Regions from separate parts of the Homo sapiens genome. Here region 1 is linked to region 2. Evidence: read pairs that join two places in POLR2A ChIA-PET (ENCODE). Cell type or tissue: HepG2. All regions are shown on one strand. Each heading gives the region's core, and the rest is flanking DNA. Links, peaks and the distances in the headings are about the cores only.

Region 1 (6,196 bases), core at 1,009-5,008, 410 kb before region 2:
AACCTCCTATTCTTCCAATCTAACTCCTTGTAGAAGGGACCTTCTTTGAGCAGTTACGAAGAGGCAAAATAGATCAGTAGGTGATTCTCATTGTGTGAAGTGGGTGATTTTTATTTCTGAGAATGTTTAGCTTGAATGATTTCCATTTTAATTGAATTTTCGCCCAACCCAGGAAGAGTCATCTTAAACAGTCACCACACTGGATAATGATATGGTCAGTAAAGGGTTGTCTCTGAATAAAAAAGAGACCTCTAAGAGGGAGGGTTTTATGCTATTCTGGTAATTCCCAGCATATTTCCCTGTACTTGTAAGAAAGCAAATTTGACTTGTCAGTCTTTTAAAAATTTCAATTTTGAGAATAAGTTATAATTTAATTCACTTCCATTCATCAATTCACAAACATGCTTTGTGCTAGGATCTTGGGATACAAATTTTAAAAGACATGTTCCAATTTCAAAGATCTTCAAGTAGAATGGGAGAGACAAAGCTGCAAAGAAGCACATGCGTGACAATTCTATGACAGAGGCAGGAGTACAGGGCATGGTTAGTTATAAAGAAGAGAGGAGTTAATTTTTTCTAGGCTGGCAGATACTAGTTAATTGAGTGTCAAGAGATAACATATTAATTATCTATTGCTGGGAAACAAATTACTCCCCAGACTTTGTAGCTTCAATCAACAAAATTTATTATAGTTTCACTGGGTCAGGGGTCTGGGTATGGGGTAGGTGGGTGGTTCTTGCTTAGTTTTTTGGGAGGCTGCAATTAACATGTCAGCTGGGCTGCAGTTATCTTGACTACTTGACCAGGGAGAGATTTGCTCCCAAACTCACTCATTGTTGTTGGTAAGATTCGGTTCCTCATATGCTTTTGGACTGAAGGCCTCAGTTACTTGCTGGCAGTTGGGGCTTCTCTCAGTTTCTGGCCACTTGGGCTTCTGCTTAGAGCAGCTCACAACATGGCAGCTTGCTTCACCCCAGTGAGCAAGGAAGAAGAGGCAGAGAGTGAGTGTGAGCAAGACCAGAGGCATGGTCTTTTGTGATCTAATCTCTAAAGTGGCACCTCATCACTTTTGCCATAGTTCGTTCATTAGAAGCAGGTCACTAAGCTTAGCTTACACACAAGGGAAGGGATTACACAAGGGTATGAATACAAGGAGATGGGGATCGCTGTGCACCCTACTGGAAGCTGACTGCAGATGAGCATTTACCAAGGTAGACTTAGGATGGTGGAAGAGGAGAGGCACATTCAAGGAAGAGAATGCCAGATGAGCTAGCCTTGAAAGTGTGAACAAGGCCTGATTGGAGAATTTCAAATATTTGTCTGGGATGCAGGGTGCAGGGGTAGAATGAAGAGTGGTGATGGTGGTGCTCATAGTAGTGAAGACAGAAAAGGATCTTAGATAAGTAAGAGATAGGTTCAATGAATATAAAGTTACAGTTACACAAGCATAGTAAGTTCTAGAGATCTGCTGTACAACATAGTGCCTACAGTTAATAATATGGTATGTGTACTTAAAAGTTTGTTAAGAGGGTAAATCTCGTGTTAAGTGTTCTTACCACAAAACAGAACAAACACAACAAAACCAAAAAACAAACAAAAAACCCATGGGGACACAAGGAAACCTCTGGAAGTGATGGATGTTTGTTATGATTGTGGTGATGGTGTCATGGATATATGCTTACATCCAAATTCATTGAATTATACATATTAAATATGCACCTTTTTTGTATATTAGTTATACCTCAATAAGGCTATTAAAAAAGGATACAGGTTATGAAGGGCTTTGTAAAGAGAAACAGAGAAAATTAAACTTTACACCGAGGGCCTGGGGAACTATGAAGGAATTTTAAGGAGAGGCATGATCACACATTTACCGTTGGAAGATTACTTTTATGGCAGTGTTGATAAAGAGGTTGTTTATCTTGCTAACAGTTGATCCCATTAGACCCTCATAACCAACATGCCTGTCAGCTTTTCTGGCCTATGGAAGTGAGGAGATTCAGGGCTATGCCATGAGCCGTGATTAATCTGTTGCTTGATTATGGGGCCATGTGTGTTGTGCAAGTTGTGAAATGGCAGAAGAGTAGGCAACTGATCTCTTTTTCTTGCATCAATTTCAGGAAAACTGGAAAAACTTAGATCAGAAGCAGTCGTTCGTTTGTTCCTTAGTGGAATAAAACTTACTTAGCTTTTATAGATTGTTTACTTTAGTTCCATTGAAGGAGAGCCACCCACCATTTCTTTCTTGAAACCTTACTGTTCTATAGTTGGAAAGTTTTGAAAAGGCATATGCTGGTGACCGTCTAGAGATTTAGAATGCTTTCGAAATAGAAGACAATAAAGCAATCATGCCTCAGTTCCTTCATTGTAAAGTGAGGGTCTTGATCATGGTGGTCTCTGAGGCCCCAGAGAGTTCCACATGCTGAAATTTTCTGTAATAGGCATAATTGCTTAGAAATCTACTTGGTTATGGCCGGGCATGATGGCTCATGCCTGTAATCCCAGCACTTTGGGAGGCCAAGGTGGGCGGATCACAAGGTCAGGAGATTGAGACCATCCTGTCTAACACGGTGAAATCCCGTCTCTACTAAAAATACAAAAAATTAGCCAGGCGTGGTGGCCGGCGCCTGTAGTCCCAGCTACTTGAGAGGCTGAGGCAGGAGAAGGGCGTGAACCTGGGAGGTGGAGCTTGCAGTGAGTCAAGATCGCCCCACTGCAATCCAGCCTGGGGGACAGAGCGAGACTCTGTCTCAAAAAAAAAAAAAAAAAAAAAAAAAAAAGGAATCTACTTATTTTACTCCTAAAGATTAATTTTAAGGCAGAGTATATTCTTCCCATTTCAGCCTGACATTAACTCTTTGATGTTTTTGGGTTATAACATTTTAGAAAAAGGCCTTTCTTCTATTATTGTTGAAAAAGAGCTTTCTTACTGTACTATTGCAAAATATTTAGAAAAGCAGTTGCTAAGATAAGATCGGAACTTGTGAAATGCTTTTACTTCCCACTACACTGCTGACAGGCTGAACTCCTTTTTTCTTTTCCAGCAGAAACATTGTCATTTCCGACAGAGAATATATAATGCACGAAAAGATGGACAGCCGAGAGTGATAAAGCACAAGTGGAGGGTCTGTTCCACCTTTGTCAGTCAGCTAGGAAGTAAAAAGAGCCATTCATGCACCTGAGTTTGCCCAGAGTCATCCTGCCCCATCTGCCGCTCATGGAGCAGAGCAATACCCTAGCTATGCAGTGCTGGAGCGAATCCAAACATGTTTCTTTTGAATTGAGATGAGGTCTGTGTGGTTAGATAAAGGGGCTCTCTATTTGCCACCACCTAGAGAAAGTTCTTGAGCTTGACATCATGTGAAGATGGCAAAAGAATTTGTGGGAAATGACTGGACTCTTACTCTGCAATGAGAACTAGGTATTATTTGTTGTACACATTTGCAAAAGGGAAATGTGAGATTCTGTGATCTCTGCAGGTCCTCCTCACTAAAGATGAAGTGAGATCCTCTACCTAGTGCAAAAGGTATATTTGGGGAGCTTTAAATATATTTTTAATAATTTATTTTTAAGCTGGGTTGTTAACACACAGATGTTCATTATATTGTTTATGCTTTTCTATGAAGAAAGCACAGGTAGCAGTGACATTTCTAAACAACTTTGAGATATCAACATATAATAAACACATATTTAAAGTAGGCAATTTGATAAGTTTTGACGTATGTATATACTTGTGAAGTCATTACTGCAATTAAGAAAATGAACATACCCATCAAGCCCAAAATTTTCTTCATGCTCCTTTGTAGTCTATCTCTTCTGTTTCTCCATAACCTGCTAACTTGCTGAAACTATGGATTTCCTTTCTGCCACTGTAAATTAGATTACATTTTCCAGAATTTTATGGAAGTGGAATCATGCAGTATGTACCCTATATTGGCTCACTTCTTTCACTCAGCATATTTTGAGATCCATCAATATTGTTGCATGTAACAATAATTTATTCCTTTTCATTGGTAAGTAATATTCCATTAAAGGGATATGCCACAATTTATTTATTCACCTGCTGATGGACATTAGAGTTGCTTCACAGTTTTGCTTATCATAAATAAAGCTTCTATGAACATTCTTATACAAGTTTTTTTTTTTTTTTTGTGTGTGTGTGTGTGTGTGTGTGTGGATATATTCTTTCATTTCTTTTGGGTAAATACCAAAGAACAGAATGGCTAGATCATATAGTAGGTATATATTTAGTTTTTTAAGAAACAATATAACTATTTCCCAATGTAGCCATACCATTTTGCATTCCTACCAACAGGATTGAGAGTTCCAGTTCCTCCACATTCTCTGCAATGCTTGATACGGTCAGTGTTTTTAGTTTTAGCCATCCTAATAGGTATGTGGTCATATCTGATTTTAACTTGCATTTCTTCAATGAGTAATGACGTTGGACACGCTTCCGTATGCTTATTTGCCATCTATATGTTTTCTCTGGTAAATTTTGTGTTCATTCTTTTGCCCATTTTAAAAACTGGTCTGTTTGTTTGCTTATTGTTTGGTTTTGACAGTTCTTCACATATGCTAGATGCAAGTCTTTATCAGGTATATGTTTTACAAAAATTTCCTTCCAGTTAATGACTTGCCTTTTCATTCTCTTAGGAGTGTCTTTTAATAGTAGAAGTTTTAAATTTGAAGACAAATTTATCATTTTGTTCTTTCATTGATTATGCTTTTGGTGTTGTATCTAAGAAATCTTTGATTAACCCAAGGTCTCCAGGATTTTTTTTTCTTATTTACTTTTTAAAAGTTTTATAATTTTTGGGCTTTGCATTGAGATATATGATCCATTTTGAATTGCTTTTTGGCCTTTTGGCTAAGATCAAGTATAATTCATTTTGAGTTAATTTTTTAATATATGAAGTACAGTTCTAAGAGCATTTTTTTTGCATAGGGATATCCAATTGTTCTTGTACCATTTCTTGAAAAAATTATCTTTTGCCACACATATTTCAATTTTTTCTCCACACCTGAGGCTTGTCTTTTTTTCTGACATTGTCTTTTGTAGTACAAGAGTTTTGAATTTTGATGTAGTCACATTTATCAATTTTTATCATTTATAATTTGTAATTTGGGGGCTGTATCTAAAAAACCTTTGCTGCTTAAAAATATCTTGGCTAGAATTGGATCTCCAACCTTTAACTATCTGCCTATTGTATGATAATCAAACATGCAAATATGGATGGAATATTTTTAGTGTAAGGAATATACTAATATTGTGAAGATACTGTATTATTTCAGAAACTGTAGAGACGCCAGGGGAGTTGCAAGTGGCAAATTAGGAACAGAAGAAACTACAAAACTTTGTTGGGAAGAAAGAGAAAGAAATTGCCAAATGTACCTCTAACTATTTTTGAGAACAGAAGGCTGATAGTGGTGGAGATGAGATGAGGCTTAGCAGCAGGTGCAAATTCATGATGATGACAGTTGATGTTAATATGCTGGGGAGTAGGTGGTGTGTATACTTGTACTTAAAGTGAAAGATCAACCATAGAGTATCAGTGTCCATCATCTCATTCTGTGAACAATTACTGGAAATCATTTTGGCACAGAAAATAAGTTACTCATGTTCCTTCTCTGACACCCAGAAAAAACCCAGCTTGTGATTCATGTGATAATTGGCTTCTCTTCTTCTCACACGCAGGGGACTCTCCTTGGTCAGCATCTTTTCCTGTTCCCAATCTCTGCCACTTCCCTTGGTCTGTGTGGTCAACCTGCACACTCCTTAGTTCCAACAGCTACTTTACCTTTTACCTCATTTAGGTCACTGGATGTGTGCTGGTTCCCTGTACCTTAATACGTATGCCTATACGCAACTATCTCCTCCAACTTTTGCTCCAGTTCCAGACAAAGGAGGAATGATACCCCTTCTCCTTAAATCCAGCATGATCTTCCTTTTTAGTCATTCTCTCTTACTCATATCCTTATTGCTGTCTTTCCACTGTCTTTATTATTTCTTGCAGTAAATCAATATGTTCATGGGTCTTTGTCCTTAAAAAAGTCCTGTGTGGGACCCTGAATCCCCTTTTTGTTGTCTTCCTCTTTTATCCACATTTTTTTCAAAGAGTAATAATGCTATTCCCACTTCTACTATTCCAGCTTTCTTTCTTTCTTTTTTTTTGAGACGGAGTCTCGCCCTGTC
Region 2 (6,196 bases), core at 816-4,815:
TATTTTTATATTTCATAAATAAAGTTATTTATTGCATAAACCTCAGTATTTAAAACCTGCTTTGGAGTAATTACTGAGGATTTCTCTCTTCTCTGATACACAATCAATTTTTATAAGTCATCCATGGGCACTAGAAAAGAAGTTGCTTTGCAAATCTTTTTGCAATGTATAATATTTAATGCAGTTTATTCACTAGATTTATATGCGTCATCTATATTATCCCTAGCCATTTTATTATAATTTATCCTTCAAAGTGTTAGAAATGTATATTAAATCTTCTGATTACTACTGTTGAAAATAAATATACGTTGTCTTATTATTTATACTGTTCTTGCCATTATAACCTATAGACACTTTATAGCCAAAAGAACATTTCTTTCTGGTTATGAAAATTCTCTAGGCTAAAGAGAGAGAGCAGAGATGTTTATTTATATTGGAAAAATTGCCAGCATGGGCTAGGGGGGTGAGTTTCAAACTTCCCTATGTCTAAATAGAATAGTCGTAGTTAACATACATAACTTGTAGAATTAAGCGTGATGAGGTTGTGTGTTATACTGGCCAGTTTTCATTTGAAAATTTAAACTAGTTTAAGTAAAACAACAACAACAAAAAACTGATCTAAGGAAATAATCTGTAGAAAAAGATGAGATAGATAACCCTGGTATAAATAGTTCCAGCCTCCAAAAGCTGTCAGCAGTCTGTGCTTCCTCTGTGTTCTCTCAGATGGAATAAGCTCAGGAGTATAGAATCATTGCTTATATATTTTCAAACTCACCCAGAAATGGTGGGTGGGGAAATTCTCCTGCATTCACTTCAATCAGAAAAAATTCAGTGAAGTGTTTTGATTGATTTGTTGGCATTTGAACCCCTCAAAAAAGCAAGGGCGGTAGTCCCATGAATGCTCAGATCTCAGACCTGTGTCTGCCTCTATGGATCAGGAGATGGGGTGCTGTCATTGGCCACACTCATGGGGTTAGAGTGGGAAAGGAGTTGAAGAACAGGGTATGACCCTAGAAGAAGATGTTAAAGTGCTGCAAGGAAGAAAAAAGGTATTGTCTCTCCAAAGCGAAAGGGAAAGGAGAAGAGGCACTAAGAATAGTTTAATTCAGATGTGGGAAGAGGATGTGCAAGGAGAAGAAGCAAACATTTAAAACAGTCTGATGATGGAGAGGCAGACCCACAGAACTGTGGAACTGTGAATGTTAGAAGGACATCATTCTTGAGGCTCATAAGGAAGCAAAATGCCTCACTCTTTCCCTTGAGTTGTCTATTACAAGGTCCTGAATTAGAGTAAAAGTGCCATCTAAACTCTGGGCTTTTTTTTTTTTTTTTTTTTTTTTTTTGAGAAGGAGTCTCACCCTGTCACCAGGCTGAAGTGCAGTAGCATGATCTCGGCTCACTGCAACCTCCGCCTCCCAGGTTCAAGCGATTCTCCTGCCTCAGCCTCCTGAGTAGCTGGGACTACAGGCCCGTGCCACCACGCCTGGCTAATTTTTGTATTTTCAGTAGAGACGGGGTTTCACCATGTTGGCCAGGATGGTCTCGATCTCTTGACTTCGTGATCCACCCGCCTCGGCCTCCCAAAGTGCTGGGATTACAGGCGGAAGCCAGCGCGCCTGGTCACCCTCGGCTTTCAAATACTGTCTCAGACCAAAATATTATAATTTTACTATGTATTACCCCATACTAGGACAACCAAAACTTTGCAGAGAGTACAAACAGTGATAGTTGCGGAGCCTGGCCTAGTAAAATGGCTTCTAAAAGGAAAAAACAAGCTTAACTGCTGACGGGGTAGAGAACAGGGAAAAAAAAAGGTTTAAAAATGCCTAGAGAAGAACTTCTTATTCTTACACAACTGTTTTCTTTACCAGGAGAAAAGCTTAATTACTGTCTGATGGAGTAAAACCCGTTGGCTGGGGAAGGGGAAGTCTCCAGAGATGTGGTGGAAAACGCCAGCCAGCCAGCTGTGTGGGACCCTTGGGCCATAAGTCCCAGCCATGGTAAGGATGGGGGGGTAGAGGGGAGCCGTTGCTCGCAGATCTGACTTGAAAAAGGAAGGAAAAGGCCAGGAAAAGGCTTTGGAGTGACAGGGGGTAGGCGCATGGTTTCCCCCACCCTCAGAAGTCCCAGGATGAAAAGGTTTAGAAACCACAGTGAGAGAGTTTTGAGTCTCCATTTCACTCACCGCTTCTCAAGTCCCCACGTTGCGCGCCAAAATTGTTGCAGGGCTTTTCCTTAGTTCCGTTAAAGACGGGGTTCTTTGTCCCACGGCCACAAAAATTCAGGCTCGCAGACAATTTGAATGATGAGTAAGACCCGGTTTTATTGGGTGGAAAGAAAGAAAAGGGGGAAACAGAGACTCTCACTAAGCCAGAGTCCCTGCTAGGGCACTTTGCCTGGCGGCTTGAATCCCAGGTTCCACACAGGAAGAGGAGGAGCCAGGCTCCTCCCCGCTGCAAAGGGTAGGAGCTTCCCAAGGCTGCCCTCAGTGCACAGGCCGGCTGGAGTTTTTTCGGGCACCCACTCGTACCTGGCTCTCTCATACTCACAAGTTAAATGCCTTATCCATCTTAACTAAACACTTATTATACACTGTGGCTGTAACTTTTGCATTTTGAGGTGTGACAGCAAAACTAGAACATATTTCTTTCTTTTTCACAATTTTATAGAAAGTTCATTCTTACTTTAGATCTTAGAAACCTCAGCAAATGATTTTGTTTTCTTTGCTTACTAAGTGAAGAACTTTCAACCTTTTTACTTAAAGGCAGCCCTTTACAACTTCTCTTTGGCATATCTGAATTGTCATAATCACTACTCTTTTGCTTCAGGGCCATTATTAAGTAAAATAAGAGTTACTTGAAGACAAGCAATGTGATACCATGACCCATGATCTTGTATCCAAGATGGCTACTTAGTGACCAAAGTGCAGGCAGTGTATACAGCATGAATATGCTGAACAGAAGGATGATTCATGTCCTGGGTGGGATGGAGAGGGACAGCATGAGATTTCATTAGGCTACTCAGAATGATCCACAATCTAAAATTGTGAATTGTTTATTTTGGAATTTTCCTTTAATATTTTCAGACCATGGTTGACTACGGGTAACTGAAACCACAAAAAGTAAAACAACAGATAAGCAAGAACTACTGTATTTTACACAGATGGTCCCCAACTTAAGATGGTTTGACTTACAATTTTTTACCTTTACAGTGATGAGAAAGTGATACACATTCAGTAGAAACTGTACTTTGAGGACCAGTACAACCATTTTGTTTTTCACTTTCAGTACATTATTCAATACATTACATAAGATATTTAATACTTAATCATAAAACAGGCTTTGTGTTAGATGATTTTGCTGATGGAAATATTCAAGCACTTTTAACGTAGGCGAGGCTGAGCTTATAATGTTTTGTAGGGCAAGTGTATTAAGTGCATTTTCAACCTAACTGTATATTCAACTTACAATGGAGATATAAACTCATTGTAAGTGGAGGACCATCTGTATACTGTTTCTATATTGCTATTTTGTCATGTAATATCACCTAATAAAAATTTTATACCTAATATTCTTTGAAAAATTAAGTTCTAATTATTACCTGATTCCAACATATGACTATACTAACAGGTAGTTATTTTCTTATACTTGGACATTTATATTATCTTTACTTTTTACCATCATAAATAATGTTGTATAAACATTTAAAATATAAATTTTTGTGGGTACCTCTGAATATCTTTTAAGTATAAAAAATTTAATGTTGGATTACTGGTTCAAAATGATAGAAATTTTTAATGCTGTTTATACATTTCACCAATTTATTTTTCTAGATGGTTTCACCATCTAGATGGTTTTCCATTTCCACAGGAAGCCTTATGCCCAATTTCTGAAAAATGATTTTTAAATTTTTGCCAATTTCATACATGAATACTAATATTTCATGTTAATATTATTTTCTTTAATTTTAAATGTGATTGAATATTTGTTGATTCTTTATCATGATTTCTGATTTTCTATATTTAGCAATGTTTTAACGGTATATTATTTTATTAAAATATATGTAATATATATTTATATATATTTTTTCCTTTTGCTTGATGCCATCTTTTTTACTGTATGCTTTAGAATTCTATCTTGAGTGATTAATCAAATAGTATAATATGTTTTCTTCTAGCTTTTTATGGCTTATGTCCATTTAATTAGTTGATTCATTTACTATATAGTTACATGTATAAGGTAAGATAATAATTTAACTTAATTTTCTTCTGAACATTAAAAAATCTATGCAGTTTTTAATTAGCTTGCAATTTTTTCTTACAGCTGTACTAAAATCTGTTCCATGTGTTTTGTTCTGACAATTGATCTCTCTGAGTTTGCACTGCTATCATACTTTTTATAATGTGTATTTATTTTGATTATTTGAATAGCACTGGCTGTTTTCAAAATATTTACAAAATAAAACACAGTATAAAAAGAGAAAAAACCCATGAATGATTTCATCATCACTGATAACATTTCTGCCTTATTTTGTGCAGTCACAGTTTTGTGCACCAAAACAACACAAGCACTCTAAAGTGATATGGAAGAATTGTTTCTATTTTGCCCTCTGAATGATTGATTTCATTTTTGCCTGATGTACTCTTTTTTGCTTCAAATAAACTCTTTAATTCTGTTATTAAATTTTGAGTTTCCTTGTAATCCAGTTTTATCTCATCTTTTTGCTACTCTTTCATTGAATGCTGTGTTTTCTAACTTCCTAACAAAGGTGTATGAATATGCTTAAAGATTTCCTTTTGTTCTATAGCAAATTCTTTCCCGATGTATTAATATTTGTTTTCTTTAACTCTTTAGAATCATGTACATGTTAACTTTCATTTTTCTTATTTATCTAATTTATTATTTATCAATCAATTTACCTACCTTCTTACATACTCATCCTTGTCCTAGAACATGAAGAGATTCAAACAGACCCAATGCCTACCAATAAATAAGCTGGAACTTTATCTTGAGCAGGTACTCTGTCTTTGCTATGGTATTACAATATTATAATTTTCTTCTCATACCAATAGCTGAAGGGCAAGATAACGAGAACAACTCTCAAGATAATTTACACTTTCTAACAGGAATGCATTTAGCGTAGCATTGATAGATTTTGATTGGAATTTCTTCACCTCCTACAGTCTGTTTCTGTGATACAACAAACGCATTAAATAATTTATAAGAATGATCCCCTCCATGAATTGCTACTAGTGGTTTTTTGAATATGTTTTCCCAAAGTGCTTTATCTGCTGGGACTTTACTTCCCAGAATGTAATATGTTATCCCTCAATTTCCTTCAATTTTTTTTTCTTCCTTGGAAGTTGAACTTTCTAGTTGGATGCATGAAGAAAGACAGCATCAGGGAGGTAGGGAATGGAATCATAATAGAGAGATGTTAGCTTGGTGTTTGGGTTGACACAACCAGAATTATCAAATCAGGAAACAGGGAGTTAGTAAAAGGCCAAGTGTCTTTTCATCTTTTTAATTCTCAGATTGAGAAGCCTTATTATGGTTGTCAACTGAGCTCCAAAGGTTTTGTGGTTAGCAGAAATTTCTCTGGTGTGGCCAGTAGACCAGGTGTATATTTCTGTTGTTAGTATTACTAAGAAATTTCTTCTTTTCAGGGCTCCATTAGAATTTTAGTGACAAATTGGAAGAGGCTGATGCAGGAAGTATGGTCTTAGAAAATTTTAAACCAGAATCCCCCAGAGTATTTATATTTGCCATAAAAGGCTCAAGACCCTAATTCATGGAAATCTGGGGTTTATGTTTCACTATGTACAACATGGGGTTAGAGAGTAGACTCCAGTTACACTACTTCTTAAGATAATTTTTTTTTATTTTTTACTGTGGACTGTCTTCAATTAAGAATCATAGATAATAACAGTATTTATGTTGGCTAATTAATATTAAGCAATTTCTACATTCATTTATACTGCTTAAGATTGTAAAATGCAACATATAATGTGGATAGTATTCTAGTTTTTACGAGGTGTAAAAAATGTAACTATTTTATAAGATAACTTTATTAAAATAATCTTACACTTATAATTCAAAGGCCAATAATGTAAGTAGTAATTTGAAAGATCATTTTCAAAAAATTATTTACTTAAATACATAATTTTATTTCTTAGTAATTGACTGTCAGACAGAAG

Evidence for each region. ChIA-PET counts read pairs that join two places held together with the same protein. Peaks named below come from ENCODE experiments on the same cell type or tissue, not always from the same donor. Only the 100,000 strongest peaks of a DNase experiment are listed, where the experiment ranks them.
Region 1: POLR2A ChIA-PET joins it to region 2 with 5 read pairs; 1 of 35 experiments calls an interaction of 5 or more read pairs at or near these places.

What each region holds. Positions count from the first base shown.
Region 1 is chr9:32,253,389-32,259,584 of GRCh38, reverse strand. No RefSeq gene overlaps it. Among named protein-coding and RNA genes, the nearest start is that of ACO1, 130 kb to the left of the region's middle. In HepG2, for the core only: no CTCF peak of the experiment used is centred there; a DNase peak (open chromatin) is centred at 3,174.
Region 2 is chr9:31,844,897-31,851,092 of GRCh38, reverse strand. LOC105376013 (a long non-coding RNA gene) reads left to right here and starts at 1,832. Exons shown (of 3, transcript XR_929549.2): 1 at 1,832-2,000. LOC124902137 (a long non-coding RNA gene) reads right to left here and starts at 2,432. Exons shown (of 2, transcript XR_007061444.1): 1 at 2,186-2,432. In HepG2, for the core only: no CTCF peak of the experiment used is centred there; DNase peaks (open chromatin) are centred at 2,442 and 2,922; H3K4me3 peaks cover 2,611 bases.